Regions from separate parts of the Homo sapiens genome. Here region 1 is linked to region 2. A link is a contact called in ENCODE Hi-C or POLR2A ChIA-PET data. All regions are on one chromosome and are shown on one strand. Each heading gives the region's core, a stretch centred on a gene start or an enhancer-like site at or near the end of the contact. The rest is flanking DNA. Distances are from core to core; before and after follow the strand shown. Region 1 has its middle 32 kb from the start of LINC01622. Region 2 overlaps LINC01622 (long intergenic non-protein coding RNA 1622).

Region 1 (6,638 bases), core at 4,013-6,512, 81 kb before region 2:
TAGCAGGTCCTCTAATTATCTGACTCTGCACTTGTTCACCAACAGTGCTTCTGACCACTCACAGTTAATCCGCGGCAGCACAGCCAGGCGCCTGTCAACTCTAATGGATTCATCACTATTAATAAGTTAGGCGCCTAATTTCCTACGAGTTGGCACTAGCAGTGACGCTGAGAACAGATCACATGTCTCAGCTGACGTGCTGATTCTTCCCTGCTGAAACGGACCTTTCTGCCAAAGTCAATGAGAAAAACTGACAGTGCTGGATGAGTAACCCTCCATCTCATGCAGGGCATTTGGCAGCTTGCACCCTTTTGCAAAACACAGCACGTTTTTAAAATTCCTCCAAATAACGATGATAATAATAGAGATACTTATCGAGAGGGACAAGACTGGTTTTCATATTTTCTACCAGGAGCCCACAAAAGTAGAACTGATGTTGGCAGCAGCAATTTAGGATCACTTGTCAGTGTAGATCGATTCTCAAGAGCCTGCACCACACTCCACTGCCTGCGTTGTTGGCCAAACAAATGTGTATCATTGACCTAAGTTGAAAGGCTAATTTCTGGTCTGTTGGAAAGGATCGAGCAACTGAGAATGAAGGCCTTCAGCAAGGCTCTTAGCCTCTTGGTTATGGAGAAATGTCTGGAGAGCTGTATACTGGTTTCTATTTGCTCAGTAGCCAGACATGCCTCCTCAAAGTAATGATGTCCAGAGAACTGATGTGATTTTGCAATTTTACTCTCTAGATGACCTGGGCATGCTCTGGGCATTAAGTGCTAATTCAGAAGATGTGTACTCCCAGGAGAGACAGAAGGGTGATGCTGAGACAGGAGACCATCTCTGGCACCCAAGACAAAGCACTGGGAGACACAGCTCTCCTTTGTGTTACATCAGAGGCATGGAGAAATAGGCCATAAAAATTCAATGACCCAGCTTCGCCGGTTGCAAAATTCAGATGTCGCTTTTATAGGGAGGAGTCACTGAAGTTTCAGGGCTCATTCTACTTATTAATTTGTGGAATAAACTGAAGGCTAAAGAAAAGAAAAAAGATATGAGGTTTTTTTTTAAAATACCATCTTGAATTCTTACTTTTTTTGCTGACAAATCCACGTTATGTCTTTAAGTTCAAAAACATTTCAAATTCAAATGTTTGTTTTAGAGTTTAGAAATGCATTAGAAATTTGTATACTACCCAGAATGATCTACAAATTTCCTATCAAAATACCAATGGCATTCTTCACAGGAAAAGAAAAAACAATTCTAAAATTTGTGTGGAACCACAAAGACCCTGCATAGCCAAAACAATCCTGTCCAAAAAGAACAAAGCTGGAGGCATCGCACTACCTGACTTCAAAGTCTGCTGCAAGTCTAAGTAACCAAAACAACATGGTACTGGCGTAAAAACAGACACATGGACCAGTGGAACAGAAGAGAGAACCCAGAAATAAATCCACGTATTTATATCCAGCTGATTTTCAACAAAGAGTCCAAGAACATACACTGAGGAAACAATAGTCTTGTCTTTGTTAAGGCCTCAAAAGCACAGGCAACAAAAGTAAAAACAGACAAATGGGATTATATCAAACGAAGAAGCTTCTGCACAGCAAAGGAAAAATCAAAAGAGAGAAGAGACAGCTGGAGAATGGGAGAAAATATTTGTAAACTATTTAATAAGGGATTAATATTCAAAACATACAAAAACTCAAACGACTCAACAGCAAATAATAATAATAATCTGCTTAAAATATGGGCAAAGGAGCCACATAGACACTTCTCAGAAGAAGATGTACAAATAGCCAATAAGTATATGAAAAAATACTCAACATCACTAATCACCAAGGAAATTCAAATTAAAACCACAGTAAAATATCATCTCACCCCAGTTAGGATAACAAAAAGACAAAAAGTAACAAATGCTGGTGAAGATGTAGAGAAAAAGGAAAACATTATGAGAAACAGTATGGAGGTCCCTTAAAAAGCTATAAATAGGACTACCAGATGATCCAGCAATCCCTCTACTGGGTATATGCCCAGTATGGATTTGGATTTCTTTTCAATCCAAGGGAAAGGAAATCAATATGTTGAGGAGACATTTGCACTTATGTGTTTATTGCAGCAGTATTCACAATAGCCAACACATGAAATCAACCTAAATGACTGTAACAGATGAATAAAGAAAATGTGGTACATGGTACATATATACAATGGAATACTATTCACCAAAAAACACAAATCCAGTCATTTATGCCAAAATGGATGAGCTTGGAGGACATTATGTTAAGTAAAATAGGGCAGACACAGAAAGACAAATACAGCATGTTCTCATTCATATGTGGAAGCTTAAAAATTTGAAAGTAGGCCGGGCACGGTGGCTCATGCCTGTAATCCCAGCACTTTGGGAGACCGAGGCAGGTGGATCACGAGTCAGGAGTTCGAGACCAGCCTGACCAATATGGGGAAACCCTGTCTCTACTAAAAATACAAAAATTAGCCGGGCATGGTGGCGTGTGCCTGTAATCCCAGCTACTCAGGAGGCGGAGGCAGGATAATTGCTTGAACCCGGGAGGCGGAGGTTGCAGTGAGCCAAGATCGCGCCACCACACTCCAGCCTGGTGACAGAGTAAGACTGTCTCAAAAAAAAAAAACACAACAAAAATGTCTAGGAGCAGAGAGTAGACTAGTGGTTACTGGAGGCTAGGACGGGTAGCAGCAGAGATTGGATAGGGAGAAGTTGGTTAATTAATACAAAATTACAGCTAGGGAGGAGGAATAAGTTCTAGTGTTCTGCAGCACTGTAGGGTAACTATAGTAAACAACCATTTATTGTATTTTTTCAAATAGCTAGAAGAGAGGATTTCGAATGTTACAAACACAAATAAATGATAAAGATTTGAGGTGACAAACTGCTAATTACCCTGATTTGATCATTATACATTGTATACATGTATCAAAATATCACATTGTACCCCCAAAATATGTACAATTATGATGTATCAATTAAAAATATAGACTTAAACATTCTTATATGTTAAATGAAAATAATTTAGGAACAGCTATACTCTAAAAGAAAGTGTTCTGATCATATTCTATAAGAACAAGAAAAAGGATGAGAATGTGAGGGAAAGTTGGTTTCTGTGATAACCTCAAGTCTAATTAGAAGCAGTAATACATTGAGGCAGTCACAGAATCGTCTGTTCTAGTGATACACCAAGAAAGAAGTATTAATAAGTATTTAATATGGGTGTTCTATAAATTATCCCTCTAAAGTTTTTGTACTCTTTTGAGCTTCTTGAATATGTGAATTTCTTTCTCAGCAAATTTGGAAAATATTTGGCCACGACTTTTCAAACATTCTTCTAGAACCCTAATCGCACGCACTGCATCTATTTGAGAGCTTTTGGTTTGGTTGCTGAGGCTTCTTCGCTCGCTTTCTTTTTATCCCTTTTTCTCTTTGCTCTTCAAATTGGTTAATTTCTATAGATTGAAGTCCAAGTTCACTGAATCTTTCTTTTGACCTCTGCACTCTCCCGTTATGCCCATTTAGTAAAATTTTCATTTTAGATATTGTATTTTCAGATCTAGAATTTCCATTTGGCTGTGCTTTCCTAGTTGTTCATTAATTACAAGTATAATTTCCTTTATGTCCCAGAGCTGAGCTTAAAAATCCTTATCTGTTCATTACAACATCTAGGTGATTCTGGGTCAATCTTCATTGAAACTCCCCTTCAGTTTCTTCGAATATCTGATTTTGGATCCTGTTCTGGATGTTGCAAATGATTTGCTGTAGAGGTTCTGAATTATGGTATATTTCTCTGCAGAGTATTGAATTTCCATTTTAGCAGACAGTTAACTAAACTGGACGGAAACTCCAAACACTGTCTCTCTAGTGTGGTGCCTTCCTCCAAGTGTGGACTCCCCTTACTTCTGCCTGCTTCTCTCCAGTGCCTCCAGATAGTTGTTTTTTAAAAATATTTTGACTAGTGTTTATAGCTGTTACTTCCAAGAGATTTAGTCTGATAGGAGCTGCTATTCTGCTACCAGAACCTGGAAGTCCTTTGCACTCTTTTGAACTATCAAATTTTAGTGATATTCCTACCTCAGGAATCTACTTCTAGGCATTATCGTTTATAAATTGTATCTTTTCTATGGCATGTTTTGATTGAGCTATCAAATCCACGTGCAATGTGCTATGATGGAAAATGCCTGCTGGGGGTGTCAGGAGACCTGCTTTCCCTAAACCTGCTGGCCTTGGACTGCCCACTCCCCCCTTATGGAGCCTGTTGTCTCACGCATGAAGTGTGCAGGCCTGACTGCTGACATTGCTGGAAAAAGCAAATCTCAGTAAAAGATCAGGGGGATGCTTTTATTCTGAAAAAGAAGCGTTTGATGAAATAGGAGTTTTTACATCTTGGTGGGAGATAGGCCGTCCTTGCCCCCCACCCACACCCTTACGTTTAATTTTTAAGCCCAAGTGATGAACTTCTAATTGTAGAAGCAGGTGTACATTTAGGGTTGAGGTGAGAACATTTCAGAGGCCAGGTAGGTCCTCTAGGTCTCTGTGAACATGCACGCACCCCCCTGCCCTAGACACATCTCTCATAAGTCTCAATCTAAGTCAACACTGAAAATAGATCTTAAGGCAAGAATTTTGTCCCTTCTGTATTCTAAATGTAAACTAAACTGTAAGTCCATGTGTAATTATTCTGGCCTGGAGGCTGCAGTGCTATATACACACTGCGGCACTGTGAACACTTCCCAAGTTTATTTAGTGCTGAGTGCTATGCCGTGCATGTCAGAGCTGAGAATAATCCTGTCTGTGGTCTCCACTCCTCTGGGGCATTCTTAGTGCTCTGTGACTAACATGCAGGACCTGTCATGTGAGCCCCAGGAAGGGCTGTTGAATCATGCCAATCTGAGAGGCCAACAACACGTCAATTAACTGGAAACATTAACTAGGAGCAGGGTGGGGGAGGGGAGAAACGTGAGTTGGGGAGAGAGAGACACACACACACGGACAGAGACGGGAGAGGAGAGAGAGATGAAGAGATAGAGAGGAGGAGAGGGAAGGGAGGATAGGCAGGAGAGAGCCAAAAAGATAGAGAGTGAAAGGAAGAGAGAGATAAGAGAGAAGGAAAGATGAGAGGGAGGAAGATGGAGAAAGTAGAAGAGCAGGAAACAACAGTTGGAGAGAGAGAAAGAAGGAGAGAGAGAAAGAGAGACACTGAGCCCTGGGGACAGAGGGAAGGACAGCTGGGCTGGAGGCAGGGGGCCTGGGAGCCTGGTCAAGTCAGTCCATGAGGCTGCTCTGAGACGTCACTGGGGGCAGGGAGAGAGTTATCCAGAACTTTAGTACAGTCTTCTTTCTAGAAAACAGTGCTACCAGAAAGGGCTTATGTCCAGATCTGAGGTGCACTTACTTGTTCCCGAAGATCCAAATCTAAGTTGCTTTTAGATTCTACTCTGTGCTTCCACGGAGTCTACTCTAACGACCTTGGCCAGGTCTCTGGCCTCCATCAAGGAACGACCAGAATTCCTGGGTCTGGCCACAGGTTTTGGCCCCGCCTCAGAGGGTTGGGTGAGGGGGCTTAGCAGGTGTAGGAGAGCTTGCTCTGGGCAGTAGCTGTGGGCCTTACTTCTGTATTTGCCGCAGTATCTGATTTGCCCTGTAGAGCATTTATGTCACTAGGTTTTTACAAAAGTTGCTTTTTGACTTATTGCCTTAGTGACGAGTTGTCAGGTTTTTCTCTGTTTAAGTGGCTACAGCTGAATAGCTCAGGCCAAACTTAAAGCTCACACTTGAGACTTGACGTGCTCAGCTCCTGCTAAAGAGGCTCCAGGGCAGCGCCTGCCTTTCCGGGAAGCTCCCCTGAGGGTCACCGAGGCTGCAGAGAACACCCGGTGATGACTGCATGGATCTCCTTCATCTGCTGGGATTCAAGCTGTGTTGCTGGTGAGGCAAAGGGCCCCTTCTCTCCAGGTTCTAGCACAGCCTCACCACCAGGAGCTCCTTCCAGAAACGATGGTGCTGGCAGCTCTGACTAAACAGTTAGGCCAATAGGGAACTAGAGGAGCTGGGTTCAAACCTCTTTTCCAGTATCTTGTTGGGCTGAGAGCCCTTGGAGGAAGGGTTTCAGTGTGAGTCTGGAGAAAAACAGATCCAAACTCAGCGTCATAAAAACATGCGGTTGGAACACCTGTCCTTCATCTGGCTTCAGGAGAGGGCTACAGGCTTGAAGATGCTTCTCCACAACTCCGGAGAAAGCAGCATTTGCCCTTTGTTTCTTTGGGAGCTGCCAGGGCATGTCTTACAAGAAATCCCTACTTCCACCCCTACTTCCACAGCTGACCCACCACATATGATGTGTGTGTCAAAGATGACCGTCAATAGTTAGGACGTCAGCTGAGCCTGTGGCCTCCATCGGGTGGGAGGTGGTCCTGGTGAAAAACAATAGTCAAATGGCCTCAACCATTCCCTCTCTCCTCGGGAAAGCTGTGATGATGGTGGAGTAAAGGGGAGATGCCTTTCCAGGCCCCATGCAGTTGGTGTTTCTGTTCTTCATGTCGCCAGCTGCATTTCCATTTTGGAAAGGCTGGGCTCCTCAGGTCACTCCTAGGTTCCCATGTTTCAGTGAATTCCG
Region 2 (6,431 bases), core at 2,903-5,402:
TTACGTCTATATTTATGTCTGCCTCTATGGCTATGGCTACCTTTATGTCTATGTCTATGGTTTTGTCTACGTCGATATCAGTGTAGATGTCGATGTTAATGGCTATGTCTATGGTTTTGTCTATGTCTATGTCACTGTTGATGTCTGTGTTGATGGCTATGTCTGTGTCAATGTTGATGGCAATGTTGATGGTTATGTCTATGTTGACGGCTATGCTATGTCTATGTCTATGTTGCTGTTGATGTCTGTGTCTCTGGTTATGGCTGTGTCTATGGCTATGTCTATGTCACGATTGATGTCTGCGTCTGTATTGATGGCTATATATATGGATGTGGCTAGGCTATGTCTATGGCTATGTCTACGTCACTGTTGATGTCTGTGTCTGTGTTGATGGCTATGTCTATGGCTGTGGCTATGGCCATGTCTAGGTCTATGTCTACGTCTATGTTGCTGTTGATACCTACATTAATGACTATGTCTATGTCTACGTTGCTGTTGATGTCTGCGTCTGTGTTGATGGCCGTGTCTATGGCTGTGGCTATGGCTATGTCTAGGTCTATGTCTACTTCTGTGTTGCTGTTGATACCTACATTGATGACTATGTTTATGTCTACATGTACATCTGTAGTTATGGCTATGGTTGTGTTTATGTCTGTGTCTGTGTCCGTGGTTGTGTTTATGTTCATGGCTATGGTTATGCCTATGTGAGTTTTCGGACCTAAATTGGGGTCCGTTGTGGAGGACTAAGACTTCCAGTATGTCTTTGCTCAAAAAAATACCCAGAGAATATGATTTAAGCTCCAAATGATAATTAGTTATTGGATCTCTGTCTTGTTCAAGTGCTTAGTTACCATTGCCACATATGCCTTCAACAATCCACAGTTATTGATGTTTTCCTATGTGTCAATTACTGGATAAGCACTGAGTACACATGGGTGAAAAGGACAGACACTGCCCCTGTCCTCATAGAGTAAGTAGTCACTTGGTTGCTCACTCTTTTTCTCCCTCCTCTTTCAAAGCTTTCATGAAATTCCATCCTAGTTTTTTTTTTTTTTTTTTTTTTTTTTCAGACAGAGTCTCACTCTGTCACCCAGGCTGGAGTGCAATGGCACGATCTCGGCTCACTGCAAGCTCCGCCTCCTGGGTTCACGCCATTCACCTGCCTCAGCCTCCCAAGTAGCTGGGACTACAGGCGCCCACCACCATGCCCGGCTAATTTTTTGTATTTTTAGTAGAGATGGGGTTTCACCATGTTAGCCAGGATGGTCTCGATCTCCTGACCTCATGATCCACCCACCTCGGCCTCCCAAAGTGCTGGGATTACAGGTATCAGCCACCGCACCCGGCCTCCATCCTAGTTTATGACAGAGGCTATGAAGTACCAACAGCAAAAGTATCTCAGAAAGATACCATAAAAAGCCTACAGAAAACATACCTATAAAAAGCCTTCTGTGAAAGTTGTCTTTTAAGAGCAAAACATAGAAGCACAAATCATTCCACACAGCCCACTGTTTAGGAGTCACAGCTTACTGGGCAATGCCAAGTGCATCAGAAGGATGGGGGGCTATGGATCCTTTTGGGAATGAACTCATTTTCCAGTGAGATGAACTAGTGTCAGGAAGGGAGAAGTGGTTCTGAATACACCCTCAGGTGGACAGGTCACAGAAACCTACCACCAGCCAAGCCTTGGGGACTCATCTCTGAGCCTCATGAAAGAGGAGCTAGAGGTACTATCTTCATGAAGAGGTGGTGAGATCCAGAACCCAGTGACCAAGGATGTGTGGGGAGTACAGGGTGTCTCGGGCAAAGAAGGACCAAAGAGCACACAGGGTGCTTTTGCATCTTCAAGGCTGGCAGCTGCAGGAACGCTGGGAGAAGACACTACTGGCTCACATATTGATGTCGTCCTTGAGGATAGATCTTGGTAAGGGGTCACCCTCAAAAGCTCTTCCTGCAGGGACCTTGTTGTGGGCTGAATTCTGTTCTCCTTAAAATTCATACATTGAGTCCTGACCCCCAGGACCTCAGAATGTGCTGTCTTGGAGATAGGGTCTTAATGAGGTAATTAAGGTAAAATGAGGTCATAGGGGTGGGCCCTAATGTGATGGCTGATGGCCTCATAGAAAGAGATTAGGACTAAGACAACACACAGACTGAGGGGTGACCATGTGAAGACACAGGGAGAAGACAGCCATTGACAAGCCAAGGAGAGAGGCCTCAGGAGACAACTATCCTGCCCACATCTTGCTCTGGAACTTCCAGCCTTCAGAACTGTGCAGAAATGAATGACTGTTGTTTTAGCCCCCTCATTTGTGGATTTCGTTATGGCAGATCCAACAGACGAATGCAGACCTCAGTAAGAAGAAAATGGGTTAGAAGAGCACTAGGGGCCCTTCATGGCTATTGATGAGGCCCTCTTGGACAGGCTAAAATCACTGGGTATTTTCAAGGGCAAGCATTATGAATCCAGCAGCAAAGCCAATGGAAGTTGTTACAGTTAATGTCAGCCAATAAGAACTGCTATGGTTTGAATGTCTGTCCCCTTCAAAACTCGTGTTAAAATTTAATCCCCAACATGGCAATATTGAGAGTTGAGATCTTTCAGGAAGGCTCTTCCCTGATGAATGAATTAATCCATTCATGGATGACTGGATTAATAGATTAATGGGTTATCCTCGGAGTGGGACTGGCAGCTTTATAAGAAGAGGAAGATCTGGCTAGCATGCTCAGCCCCCTCACCATGTGATGCTCTGCATTGCCCCAGGACTCTGCAGAGAGGCCCCACCAGCAAGAAGGCTCTGGAGCCCCATATACAGCCTCTCGACCTTGGACTTATTAGCCTTCATAACTATAAGAAATAAATGCCTTTTTAAAATAAAGCACCCAGTTGTGGGTATTCTGTTATAAACAACAGAAAACAGAGACAAGAACCTGGAGAATAAAAGACCCACCATGAATATTGAAACAAACAAAGTATCTCCTCTTCATGCCAGTCCTTCTAAAGGCCAAGCCTTGTAGATCTTGGATTCCCTCTTCTCTCTCATTACTCATATTTATTCCCGTATGGAGCTCGACTGTGTTTTCCTTTAGAATGGCCAGCGGGTCTGCTCCTTCCACTCCGTGCACATGTCCACTTGTGCGTCTGAGTCTTCACCACCTACACCGAGATGGCTTCCACAGTCTCCTCTCTGGATCCCTGCTTTCAGTCATCCTCTCTCAGTATCCATCCTACATGGTTTTACAGAGAGCTAAAACCACTCTTTCATCGTGTCATTCCATGAATATGTATTTGGTCTTCAACCCACTTCTTGGCATACAACTCTAAATATCCTGGAATGTCCAAAGTAGTGTCTTTTCATGTGAATGAGTTGACTGATGGCTGACAGCTCCTAGGCAGCTCCTGGACAGGATGGGGCTGGACACTGAAAAGACCAAACCAGGATTAGAGGGTTGGGACTTTCAGTCCATCCTGCAGCCTCTGAGGAGGAGAGAGTGGCTGAAGATTGAGTTGATTGCCAATGGCCAATGGTCTAATTAATCCTACCTACATAATAAAGCCTCCATGAAAACCCAAAAGGACTGGGTTTGGGGAGCTTCCAGGTAGCTGAACGGGGGGAGGTTCCTCAAGGGAGGCATGCCTAGAGATGGCAAGGAAGCTCTGCGTCCCTTCCCCCCTACCTTGCTCTATGCACCTCTTAATCTTTATACTTTGTAATATGCTTCATGATAAACCAGTAAATGCACATGTTTTCCTGAGTTCTGTGAGCCACTGAGGTAAACCAATCAAACCCAAAGAGGGAGTTGTAGGAACCCCAACTTGAAGCCGTTCAGTCAAAATTTCCCCAGACCTAGACTTGTCACTGGTGTCTGAAGGGTGAACAGTCTTGGAGACTGAGCCCTCCACTATGGGATCTGACCCTGTCTCCAGGTGGAGAGTGTTATAATTGAATTGGAGGACAATCAGGTTGTCCTCACACATCTGGTGTCAGAGCGTGCAGTGGTAGAGACACAGTTTGAGTTTTCTCCACTCATACACTCTTACCCAGAAGTCTTTTCCCAGTTCCTCCATACTTTGTCCCCTCTCTGTGCCCACTGTCTCATTTGTCACTGTCACCTAAGACTTGCTGGACCAGTTCTTTATCTGGCCTTGGAACAAGTCAGGCCGTGTTCATGCATCGTGACCATTCATGCTGCTTCTCTTGCTGAAACGTGCCATGTGGGTATTAGGGAAACCCTTTCTGTGGATTAGAGAAATCTCACCTATTTCTCAAACTCCAGCCTAAAGACCCATATCCTCCAGAAATCCTTCGCTGACAACTTTATCACACCCTGAACTTTTTTTCCCTTTTCAAATTTTACATCACACTTTTGGGCCACTGGGCATATAATTTAGTATTTCATCAATTTCTGTAGCTGTATGTTAGAGTTTTCTTTAAGGAGCTCGTCTCATTTAACTGGTCCCTTCCCCTGCTGTCCTCCCATCAGCATTATTCTTGTCTGCACACGTCAGTTGGGATGCTCATCAGATCACAGTGCTCCTTTGCTCAAGAGCCCCCACGTCTTGTCATCTCACTGGAATAAAACCCAGCATCCTCAGCTGATCTGCGAGGGCCTTTACCAGCCATGCAATCTTGGCTGCAGGTAACAGTCATTTGAAGAACTTTGGAAAACAATCAAGTCTTGGCCCCAACCTATACAACAATTGAATTAAAATTTCTCAGAAATAAGTGCAGGAATTGGTATTAATTTTAAATGTCCAAGATGAAACTTTACCAGAAGATAAGCTCCATGAATGTAAAAAAATTGCTTGCTGTGTTCACTGCTGAATCCCTAGGTCCTAAGACAGAGCAGATATAAATAGATTGAATACATCTTTCAAATGAAATTGTACATATGCTTGAAGATGGAAATCAGAGGTAAAACTTATTTTTTCATATTCATATTACTGAGCATTCGGGGCTTGAAATGCTGGAATTTGTATTCAAATTTTCCACATTTTATTTTTAGCAAGTTTGAATCATACCTTACTCCTTGACTCTGAGGCCTAAATGTTTTCAATCTTCTCAACTGCTAAGTATCCATTGCAAAAATGGGGTGCTTTCATGCACAACAGGTGAAGTGAACATTCATTTTCGTTAACAGTCCATCAGTTTTATTTTAAAAAAACTCAATGTCTACTTAGCTTTTATCTCTAAAAGATAAAAGATTAATCCTTATCTATCATTCTGTGGCTGTCCTAAGTTCCTATTGTGATCTAGCTCATGCAAAGTGTCAAAGAGCATGGAAAACATACTTCCCACAACAAGGTGTTGATGACCCACACTGTGGCAAGCACTGCCCAAGTAATTTTGCATGGATGATTTTTAAATTAAGAAACAAAACATGTAAGGCAGAAATAGGTGTTTTTAATTTTAAAGTCAGAGAAATTAATGTTCAGAAAGGCCAGTTTCTTGTCCAAGAAACTGCGAATGAGTGGCAGGTTTGTTACACTGATCCGAGCTGGTCTGATGATGAAAACCTGGTTCTTTCTGCTACACTGTGTTGTTTTCCCAGTCATCTACCTCGGGTAGGAAACAACTCCTCCCACCGCAGACATAATGGTGCTTACTACTGTCAACAGGCTTGAGACCACTGGGTGAGAAAATTCGGGAGAAGAAACCTGAAAAATTCCCATCAGATTTCAAAACACATTTGACAGAACATAGCAAAGAGGCTGAAAGTGGACAGGCGCTGAGCCTGTTCTTCCGGAAGGCCGATGGACATGAGCTCACTTCTGTCCTCAGCAGGAACCTCTGCCCCGCCATAGACTCCCAGTCCCCATCAGCCTGAGCAGCCGAGACAACAGGAAACAGATAACAAAACCCTTGTCCCTCTGCCCACAAGGTCGCTGGTTGTGTTGTAGGTAGGTCTCAAGGAAAGGTCAAGCAAAGCTTCAGCAGCCCCCTGGAGTTGAACATCTGAGCTTAGAAGCCTTGGAGAAGGAGTCTCTTTGAAAATGAGGGAAGTTTAATTCTTTTTGAATGCTGGCAGAAGTCCAGGATGTGAGAATGTTTTCTTTCTTTTGTGCAAGTCAAGCAAGCAAAGGGAAAAGCGTGTGTGTTTGAAGGACGGTGGGAGGGGAGTTACTATTTTGGGGCATGACAGCAGCAACGTGGAAATGCGAAGTCTGCCTCCAGCCCCAAACTCCTGAGCAGAAAGCGGGCAGAGGCCACGGACGTGGCTTAGAGTGGGCTCTACTGGGAAGGAGCTGTGAAGTGACAGTGGCAGAGGGAGGGCGTGCTGCTGCTTTCCTTGGTCTTATTTCTTTCCTGTGGAGGTCGGGGTGGGTGGGGAAAAGGCTGAAGAAGCTGGAAGAAGAATTAAGACGTCTCTTAAAGTATTCGTGTAATGAAGAAGTGACCTGTGGTCAGTTTCCTGGAGGGTTGTATGTG

The links. A loop is a pair of places that touch in the nucleus more often than their neighbours do. ChIA-PET counts read pairs that join two places held with the same protein, here RNA polymerase II (POLR2A).
Region 1: a loop to region 2 is called in a map of Calu3, with 3 times the contacts of the local background. The contact joins two enhancer-like sites. A Hi-C loop is called at or near these places in 2 of 168 maps with a recorded cell type or tissue (Calu3 and astrocyte of the cerebellum). POLR2A ChIA-PET finds 5 or more read pairs at or near these places in 2 of 52 experiments (HepG2 and activated B cell).

What each region holds. Positions count from the first base shown.
Region 1 is chr6:1,130,133-1,136,770 of GRCh38, reverse strand. No RefSeq gene overlaps it. Among named protein-coding and RNA genes, the nearest start is that of LINC01622, 32 kb to the right of the region's middle. Within about 2 kb of position 5,262, at least 4 of the 41 ENCODE cell types and tissues checked have a DNase peak (open chromatin) inside an H3K27ac peak, as active enhancers do.
Region 2 is chr6:1,047,817-1,054,247 of GRCh38, reverse strand. All of the region lies in intron 1 of LINC01622 (long intergenic non-protein coding RNA 1622), which reads left to right. Among named protein-coding and RNA genes, the nearest start is that of LINC01622, 50 kb to the left of the region's middle. Within about 2 kb of position 4,152, at least 2 of the 41 ENCODE cell types and tissues checked have a DNase peak (open chromatin) inside an H3K27ac peak, as active enhancers do.